Linked DNA regions of Homo sapiens: region 2 is linked to region 1. A link is an interaction called in ENCODE POLR2A ChIA-PET data of the cell type or tissue named here. Cell type or tissue: GM12878. All regions are shown on one strand. Links, peaks and the distances in the headings refer to the core of each region. The heading gives the core; the rest is flanking DNA.

Region 1 (4,400 bases), core at 125-4,124:
GCAATCTCTGGCTCTGCTAGATGCTGCATCTTATTTGGTGATGCAGTCAGACACGCATTTGTATACAAACTGGCAAGCAATGGCACCTCTGAGTGTCACATAAGTGTTACTTTCCTAATTTCTACAATAATAATTATTCATATGGAGGATTTGCAGACTCTACAGTGAAGTATTTTTTTCCTGCCATGTATTTTAAAGGCAATTCCCATGAATCTGCTTAGAAATACTCAAAAATATACATTTAGATTTTTGGAAAAAAATACATTTTCAAAGAACTTAGAAAAAAATACATTTTCAAAGAACTTAGAAAAATATTAATAAAAGTTATTGTTGCCTATTCCAAAGCTGCAACCCTTGCCTGGAATTTTCACCTCTCTCTTGTGTCTAGTCCTAGTTCCTGAAAAGCTGCTTTTCACATGAAGCCTTTCCCAACTAAATGGAAAAATCTTTTTCTACTTTTATTCCACAATGAAATCCCTATGATTTTCTATTTAAGAACCACTCCATTTTTTTTCCTGCACAAAATGTAAAACTGATATTTATTGTCTTTTATATTTCATTAATTTCTGCAGTTATCTCTATTGTTTTCTTCCACTTGCTTTGGACAAACAGTTCTTTTCTAGCTTCTTGAACTGTATATTTAACATATATTTTAAATCTTTCCTTTTTTAAATAAATGCATTCAAGGCTTTATATCTATCTCAGATTGCCTTATCTGCATCCCACAGTTTTCACAGGTAGTACTTTCATCATTTAGTTCTAAGCATTTCGAAATTTCCACTGTGATTTCTTCTTTAACCCATGAGTTCCTTAGAAGTGTATTTTTTCATTTCCAAACTTATCCTTTATCTTTTTATCATTGGTTTATAATTTAGCTGCACTGTAGTCAAGCAATGTGATCAGAAAATAACTATTTTCTGAAAGCTTTGAGTCTTCTGGTGACCTAGCACATGGTCAAATTTGCATATATGCTCATGTGTCTTCAGTACAAGTTCTGTTAGCTTTTAAATCATGTTGAGTAAATAAGTCTTTAATCTCTTTTCTATCTAGCACATCATAATAGAAATGTGTTAAGATCTCCCACCATGGTTGTGAATTTGCCAATTTCTCCTTCAAATTCCGTCAAATTTTGCTGTTACATGCAAATTTCATGATTATTTTTATATTCTTTGTAGACTGTTCTTTTTAACCTTTGCAGTGACCCTCTGTATTCCTATTAATATTGAATTTGCCTTGAATTCTATTTTTTCTGATGTTAATACTGCCATACTACCTTTTTATTGGTTGGGATTTGCCTGGTATGTATTTTCTCTTGCCTTTATTCTCAACCTTTCTTTATCACTTTGAGCTGTATCTCTTCTAAGCAGCAAACAGCTGGAATTTTTTTTTTTTTAATCTAAACCGATAGTCTCTGTCCTGTAATAGGCAAGCTCAACCCATTTAAGTTTGTTGTGACACATCCCTACCCTCTTGTGTTTTCTACTTACCATCCTCATTCTTTGTTTTTTTCCCATTGTCTCTTTTCTGGATAATAAAATGTTTTATTTCCATTTTTGCTCTCTTTTGCTTTAGGTTTTATTTCCATTTAGGTTATAATGACTAACCTATCAACACTGTACAGAATGCATACCTCTAACATAACATGACCACAATCCTCTGCTAACCCTCAGTGTCTATGAACATCTCAGTTTTAAGGTTGTTAGAATGAAGTTAGCTGAGATCCAAGTCATTTAATACAGCAGGGAGAGAAGCAGATTTGCAGACAGTGCTTTTGATCAGGGTAGAGATAGTCTTTAAGGAAATACTGTATAGTTCTTTAAATATACAGTAGCAACATCACTAGATATGCTGAAAGTGCCCCTTAATTTTGGTGACTTCCAGGTGAGATTTATGTACACACAGTTCTATCAGAGGAATTATTTTTCTTTTAAAAATAATCACACAGGATTTATTGCTCTGTTCTTCCTGCTTTAATCAAAGTTTACCCTCATCTACAGAACTTTATTGTAGGAGTTTTCCATTTTTCAATTTAGTACTTAAAATTTCTGCTTTAACATTATTTATAACAAGAAAAGAATTGGAAAGAATCCAAAAGTTCATCAAGGGAGTAGCTAAGCAAATTATGCATTGACACATTGGAAGACTGTAGAATATCTATCAAATGTTTATATAAAATATACACGACAAATATATACATTGCACTGACATGAAGATGTTTGGTGAATAAAGCAAGAAACAAAATATAAAGTGTGATGCTTGCTACTATGTGCAAAGGTAGAAGTATAGATTGCATGGATCCATGGAGTACTTGCAGATTGATAGAGTTTTAAAATTTAATAATTTCCCCTTGAAGTAGCTTAAGTCTTTTTCTCTCTCATTTTCTTTATCTTTCTTCTTTTTTTGTCATTTTAGTCATGGTTGTTGCGGTCGTCGTCTTCTTCTTTTTAAAAAGAAAATCTAACTTTCAGTTCCTAACATGGACTAAGCCTATTTCTCAGACTTTTAGGTTAACACAAATCAGATCACTGTGGTAAGTTCATATTTCACTACATAAATGTGGTGACTGATTTCATTTCCTGGCAGTGATATGCATTTGGTTAAAAAAAAATCCAACTGAAATTAAATTTAAAAGCAAAGCTTAATGCCTGTCTGAAATGTGGGGTGCTTTACTTAACCAGACAATGATTCAAAAAAGGGAAGGGGAATTTCTGCCTAAAAATTTAGTGCATTCCCTTCTGTCACAAAAGTGCGTTTGCCCTATTTAAATGGTTCTGTTTCCTTTGCCAGAGCTTTGCCAAAGTCAGCAAATTGTGAGAGTAAAAACACAAATTTTATTCTGTTCTTCCTGTTATCATATATGTAACCATATTATAATTATAAACTGTTAAAAATTGCATGTCATGAAATTTTAAAACTTAGATATATAAAAGACAGTTTGGATTGCTTTGATACATTATTTAAACTTTTTTAAAACTAATGAGTAATCAAACTGAATACATATGCTTTTACTTATATGATCCTTCTTGGTTTTTTTCTAGACACCTGGACCACCACCAATGGATATACAAATGGCAAACAATTTTACTCCGCCCTCTGCAACTCCTCAGGGAAATGACTGTGACCTCTATGCACATCACAGCACGGCCAGGATAGTAATGCCTCTGCATTACAGCCTCGTCTTCATCATTGGGCTCGTGGGAAACTTACTAGCCTTGGTCGTCATTGTTCAAAACAGGAAAAAAATCAACTCTACCACCCTCTATTCAACAAATTTGGTGATTTCTGATATACTTTTTACCACCGCTTTGCCTACACGAATAGCCTACTATGCAATGGGCTTTGACTGGAGAATCGGAGATGCCTTGTGTAGGATAACTGCGCTAGTGTTTTACATCAACACATATGCAGGTGTGAACTTTATGACCTGCCTGAGTATTGACCGCTTCATTGCTGTGGTGCACCCTCTACGCTACAACAAGATAAAAAGGATTGAACATGCAAAAGGCGTGTGCATATTTGTCTGGATTCTAGTATTTGCTCAGACACTCCCACTCCTCATCAACCCTATGTCAAAGCAGGAGGCTGAAAGGATTACATGCATGGAGTATCCAAACTTTGAAGAAACTAAATCTCTTCCCTGGATTCTGCTTGGGGCATGTTTCATAGGATATGTACTTCCACTTATAATCATTCTCATCTGCTATTCTCAGATCTGCTGCAAACTCTTCAGAACTGCCAAACAAAACCCACTCACTGAGAAATCTGGTGTAAACAAAAAGGCTCTCAACACAATTATTCTTATTATTGTTGTGTTTGTTCTCTGTTTCACACCTTACCATGTTGCAATTATTCAACATATGATTAAGAAGCTTCGTTTCTCTAATTTCCTGGAATGTAGCCAAAGACATTCGTTCCAGATTTCTCTGCACTTTACAGTATGCCTGATGAACTTCAATTGCTGCATGGACCCTTTTATCTACTTCTTTGCATGTAAAGGGTATAAGAGAAAGGTTATGAGGATGCTGAAACGGCAAGTCAGTGTATCGATTTCTAGTGCTGTGAAGTCAGCCCCTGAAGAAAATTCACGTGAAATGACAGAAACGCAGATGATGATACATTCCAAGTCTTCAAATGGAAAGTGAAATGGATTGTATTTTGGTTTATAGTGACGTAAACTGTATGACAAACTTTGCAGGACTTCCCTTATAAAGCAAAATAATTGTTCAGCTTCCAATTAGTATTCTTTTATATTTCTTTCATTGGGCACTTTCCCATCTCCAACTCGGAAGTAAGCCCAAGAGAACAACATAAAGCAAACAACATAAAGCACAATAAAAATGCAAATAAATATTTCATTTTTATTTGTAAACGAATACACCAAAAGGAGGCGCTCTTAATAA
Region 2 (4,400 bases), core at 329-4,328, 65 kb after region 1:
CAAGAGCTATGAGAAGGGAAAGGACCTGGGGCCCAGAAGACTTGGCCTTGAACCTTCATTTTCACACTTACTGATGCTTGTCATTGGACACAGTATCTGACCTCTCTGAGCTTCAGTCACTTCATCTGACCTAATTCTCAGGGTTATGCTAAGAATGAAGTGAGGTAATGCATGTAGAAATGGCTAGCACAGGCAGGGCGCAGTGGCTCACGCCTGTAATCCCAGCACTTTGGGAGGCTGAGGCGGGCGGATCACCTGAGGTCAGGAGTTTGAGACCAGCCTGGCCAACATGGCGAAACCCCATCTCTACTAAAAATACAAAAAAATTACCCGGGCGTGGTGGCAAGCGCCTATAATCCCACTTGGGAAGCTGAGGCGGGAGAATCACTTGAATCGCTTGAACCTGGAAGGTGGTGGTTGCAGTGAGCCGAGATTGTGCCACTGCACTCCAGCCTGGGCGACAGAGTGAGACTCCATCTCAAAAAAAAAAAAAAAAAAAAAAAAAAAAAGAAACGGCTAGCACAATGTCCGGCCCATGATGGAGACTCAGAAAAATAAAGTGCATCTCAATCTAGGAAAACCGCTGAAATAACATGCTTTCCTTGGAAATAATTACTTTATATAATAACCCTGTACCTCCCTTTGTATGGGAGCTCTGTTTTCACTCTATTAAATCTTGCAACTGAAAATAAGAATAATAATAATAATAAAATAATAACCCTGTAATATTCATAGTATCAAAAGACTAGTCTTGAGAACTCAAGTGGTACCAGCAGATTTGGTTACAAAAACATGGCTGAGATTTCCATCAAATAATGAAATACTTACGCTTCATCGGGAACCAAAAACACTGCCTTTTTTTTTCTCCCATCCTTTTACCGTGAAAAAGTTTACAATTAAGACTTACACTAGGGTTTACATAATGATAATTTTGATAATTCTGTCATTACTTTTCTATTTCTTAGCTGGCCTTCTGTCTTCATTCTCCTTGTATCTCGGTATCACTCTACACTCATGGATTTTTACTTAGTCAATGTGTCACAATCAGTTGCATTCTTTTTCCAACGTTCAGATGGTCCAGGTGGAAGCCCTCTGACCAGCTCCTGCGGCCTTTCAACCAGGGCCCTCAACGCCTGCTCTGGCTGCTCCACCTACCCACTCATCTTCCTTGCTTTAGGCTCACCTATACCCGCCCTGCCCAAGACCTAGAATTTCTCTAAGGATCCCTGTTAGGGAATGTTGGGAAATGGTCTTTAGAAACCAAATCTGAGGCCGGGTGCAGTGGCTCATGCCTATAATCCCAGCACTTTGGGAGACCGAGGAGAGCAGATCATGAGGTCAGGAGTTCAAGACCAGCCTGGCCAACATAGTGAAACCCTGTCTCTACTAAAAATACAAAAATTAGCTGGGCATGGTGGTGCGTGCCTGCAGTCCCAGCTACTTGGGAGGCTGAGGCAGGAGAATCACTTGAACCCGGGTAGTGGAGGTTGCAGTGAGCCGAGATCACGCCACTGCACTCCAGCTGGGGCAACAGAGTAAGACTTCGTCTCAGAAAAAAAAAAAAAGAAACCAAATCTGGGCATTAGATGTGCTCACTGTAATTTTCTGGGTCCCAATGCTTCTAGCTCTTTCAGTAATCAGAGCTAGAAAATATATTTTTGAAATCATGATTCATAATGATATTTCCAATTCAAATTTAACAATTTAACACTACAGTGCTATTTTTCTTTTCTTTTTTTGAGACAGGGTCTCCTTGTGTTGCCCAGGCTAGAGTGCAGTGGCGTGATCTCAGCTGACTGCAACCTCCACCTCCTAGGCTCAAGCAATCCTCCTGCTTCAGCCTCCCAAGTAGCTGGGATTACAGGGGCAAGGCCCCATGACCGGCCAGGTTTTTTTTTCGTTGTTTTTGTTTTTTTGTGTGTGTAGAGACAGGGTTTTGCCATGTGGCCCAGGCTGGTCTTGAACTCCTGAGCTCAAGCGATCTGCCCGCCTCGGCCTCCCAAAGTGCTGGGATTACAGCTGTGAGCCACCATGCCTGGCCTACAGTGCTTTTTCCTAAGGACTTTGCATTTCTGTCGTTTCTCTCTTAAATATTAATAGTTAGCTGCTTGCTTTATCCTAGGTTATACATAAAATTTTAATATTACAGTATCAGTATCATTACAAACAATAAACTACTTATTAAGCCCACTGGGCGAAGTTTAAGATACCTTTGAAGATTTTTTTTTTTCTTTTGGTCCTTAGAGTATGTGTGTGTGAATATATATATATATATCTATATCTCTCAACTAAGGATGGACAGGGTCTTGTGTTCAAAAGCTACTTGAAAGAATTATTTTCCCTAGTGGTTATAACACAGAGATTTGTTTATTTCTGTTTACATTCAATATTAAAGTTTGCTCCTTTCTCAGTTAAAATTTTTGAATATGTTAAATATTTACATTGTTCAAAAACCAAAACCAGGAAAAACAAAGGTTTACTTTCACTTCAGTTATTTATCCCCTCTATCCCATACCCCCAAACCCACTCCCATAGATACACACTTCTAATAGTTTCTAGCTTAACTCCCAATTTTCTTTTTTAAAAAACAAGTAACACACATTAACCTATATAAATACACATGTAGACATGGTACAAAAATACACACACTGGCAGTTCCTCATTTCTGCATAGCTCTGATAGGCACAGACTTCAGTTACCATGATTTGGTAAAACAACACCAGCTCTTCAGTACATAGATCATTATGTCAGTAAGACGTGCATTATGATCAGCAACCAATCATGTATGTCACTTCTTTCTAAGTCTGTCAGTGACTGGTCACTGGGCAGCTGTTATTCCATTCATGCACAGACAGTAAAGTATGTAGTTGTGTTGCCTCATCTTCCAATGATAAATTCATGTGACATTTTACAAAAATAGATCATCAAAAGAGGGAACTAGTCAATACACATGAAAGTATACAAAAAGAGAGCCAGGCGTGGTGGCTCACATCTATAATCCCAGCACTTTGGGAGGCCGAGACGGGTAGATCACTTAAGGTCAGGAGTTTGAGACCAGCCTGGTCAACATGGCAAAACCCCGTCTCTACTAAAAATATAAAAAGTAGCTGGGCGTGGTGGCACGCCTGTAGTCCCAGCTACTCGGGAGGCTGAGGTGGGAGACTCACTTGAACCCAGGAGACAGAGACTGCAGTGAGCCGAGATCACACCATTGTACTCCAGCCTGGACGACAGGGAGAAACTCCATCTCAAAAAAAAAAAAAAAAAAAAAAAATGTATACAGCAAAGCAACAAAAAGTAATAGTGCTGGAAGTGAAATGTGAATCAAATGTTATCAGGTTATAAAAGAAATATCAAACCACAGGAATGTTGACACTGCCACCATTCAAGGTGGGCAGCTAGAGAAACTCAGTGAAGGTGAACTTATCAACAGGAAGGTGACTGTGATAGAATACTGGCTCCCCAAGGAGGTCCACGTCCTAATCCCCAGAACCTGTGACTATGTTGGGTTACACAGCAAGGGGGAGTTAAGGTTGCAGACAGAATTGAGGTTGCTAATCAGATGTCCTTGAGATGAGACTACCTAAGATATCCAGCTGGATTCTATGCAATCACAAGAGTCCTTTTTTTTTTGAGACGGAGTCTCCCTCTGTCGCCCAGGCTGGAGTACAGTGGCACAATCTCAGCTCACTGCAACCTCCGCCTACCGGGTTTAGCGATTCTCCTGCCTCAGCCCCCTGAGTAGCTGGGACTACAGGCACGTGCCACCACATCCAGCTAATTTTTGTATTTTTACTAGAAATGGGATTTCACCATATTGGCCAGGCTGGTCTCAGACTCCTGACCTCATGATCCACCCGCCTCGGCCTCCCAAAGCGCTAGGATTACAAGCGTGAGCCGCTGCAACCGGCCCACAAGAGTCCTTTTAAGTGCAAGAGGGAGGCAGGAGAGTAAGTTTCAGAGTGACAATGTGTAAGAAAGAGTCCACCAGTCACCCTTGGCTTCGAAGATAAAATTGGGTCATGAGTCAAGAAATGTGAGCTGCCTCAGAAAGCTACAAAAGGCGAAGAAACAGATTCCTTCTCAGAGCTTCCAAAAGAAATGCAGCCCTGCTGACACCTTGATTTTATCCCAGTGAGATCCATTTTGGACTTCTGGCCTCCAAACTGTAGGATAATAAATTTATTTTGTTTTATTTATTTATTTATTGAGGAGACAGAGTCTTGCTCTGTTGCCCAGGCTGGAGTGCAGTGGCGTGATCTCAGCTCACTGCAACCTCTGACGCCTCCCAGGTTCAAGCAATTCTCGTCCCTCAGCCTCCCAAGCAGCTGGGACTACAGGCGCTTGCCACCATGCCCAGCTCATGTTTTTGTATTTTTAGTAAAGACAGGGTTTTGCCA

The links. ChIA-PET counts read pairs that join two places held together with the same protein. Peaks named below come from ENCODE experiments on the same cell type or tissue, not always from the same donor. Only the 100,000 strongest peaks of a DNase experiment are listed, where the experiment ranks them.
Region 2: POLR2A ChIA-PET joins it to region 1 with 5 read pairs; 2 of 35 experiments call an interaction of 5 or more read pairs at or near these places.

Annotation. Positions count from the first base shown.
Region 1 is chr13:99,294,802-99,299,201 of GRCh38, reverse strand. All of the region lies in intron 4 of UBAC2 (UBA domain containing 2), which reads right to left. GPR183 (G protein-coupled receptor 183) reads left to right here. Exons shown (of 2, transcript NM_004951.5): 2 at 3,039-4,400. The coding sequence starts at 3,057. The coding sequence ends at 4,142. Among named protein-coding and RNA genes, the nearest start is that of GPR183, 10 kb to the left of the region's middle. In GM12878, for the core only: no CTCF peak of the experiment used is centred there; no DNase peak of the experiment used is centred there; H3K4me3 peaks cover 3,113 bases; H3K27ac peaks cover 3,464 bases.
Region 2 is chr13:99,230,281-99,234,680 of GRCh38, reverse strand. The region is part of intron 1 of UBAC2 (UBA domain containing 2); the gene reads right to left. Among named protein-coding and RNA genes, the nearest start is that of GPR18, 26 kb to the left of the region's middle. In GM12878, for the core only: no CTCF peak of the experiment used is centred there; a DNase peak (open chromatin) is centred at 2,777.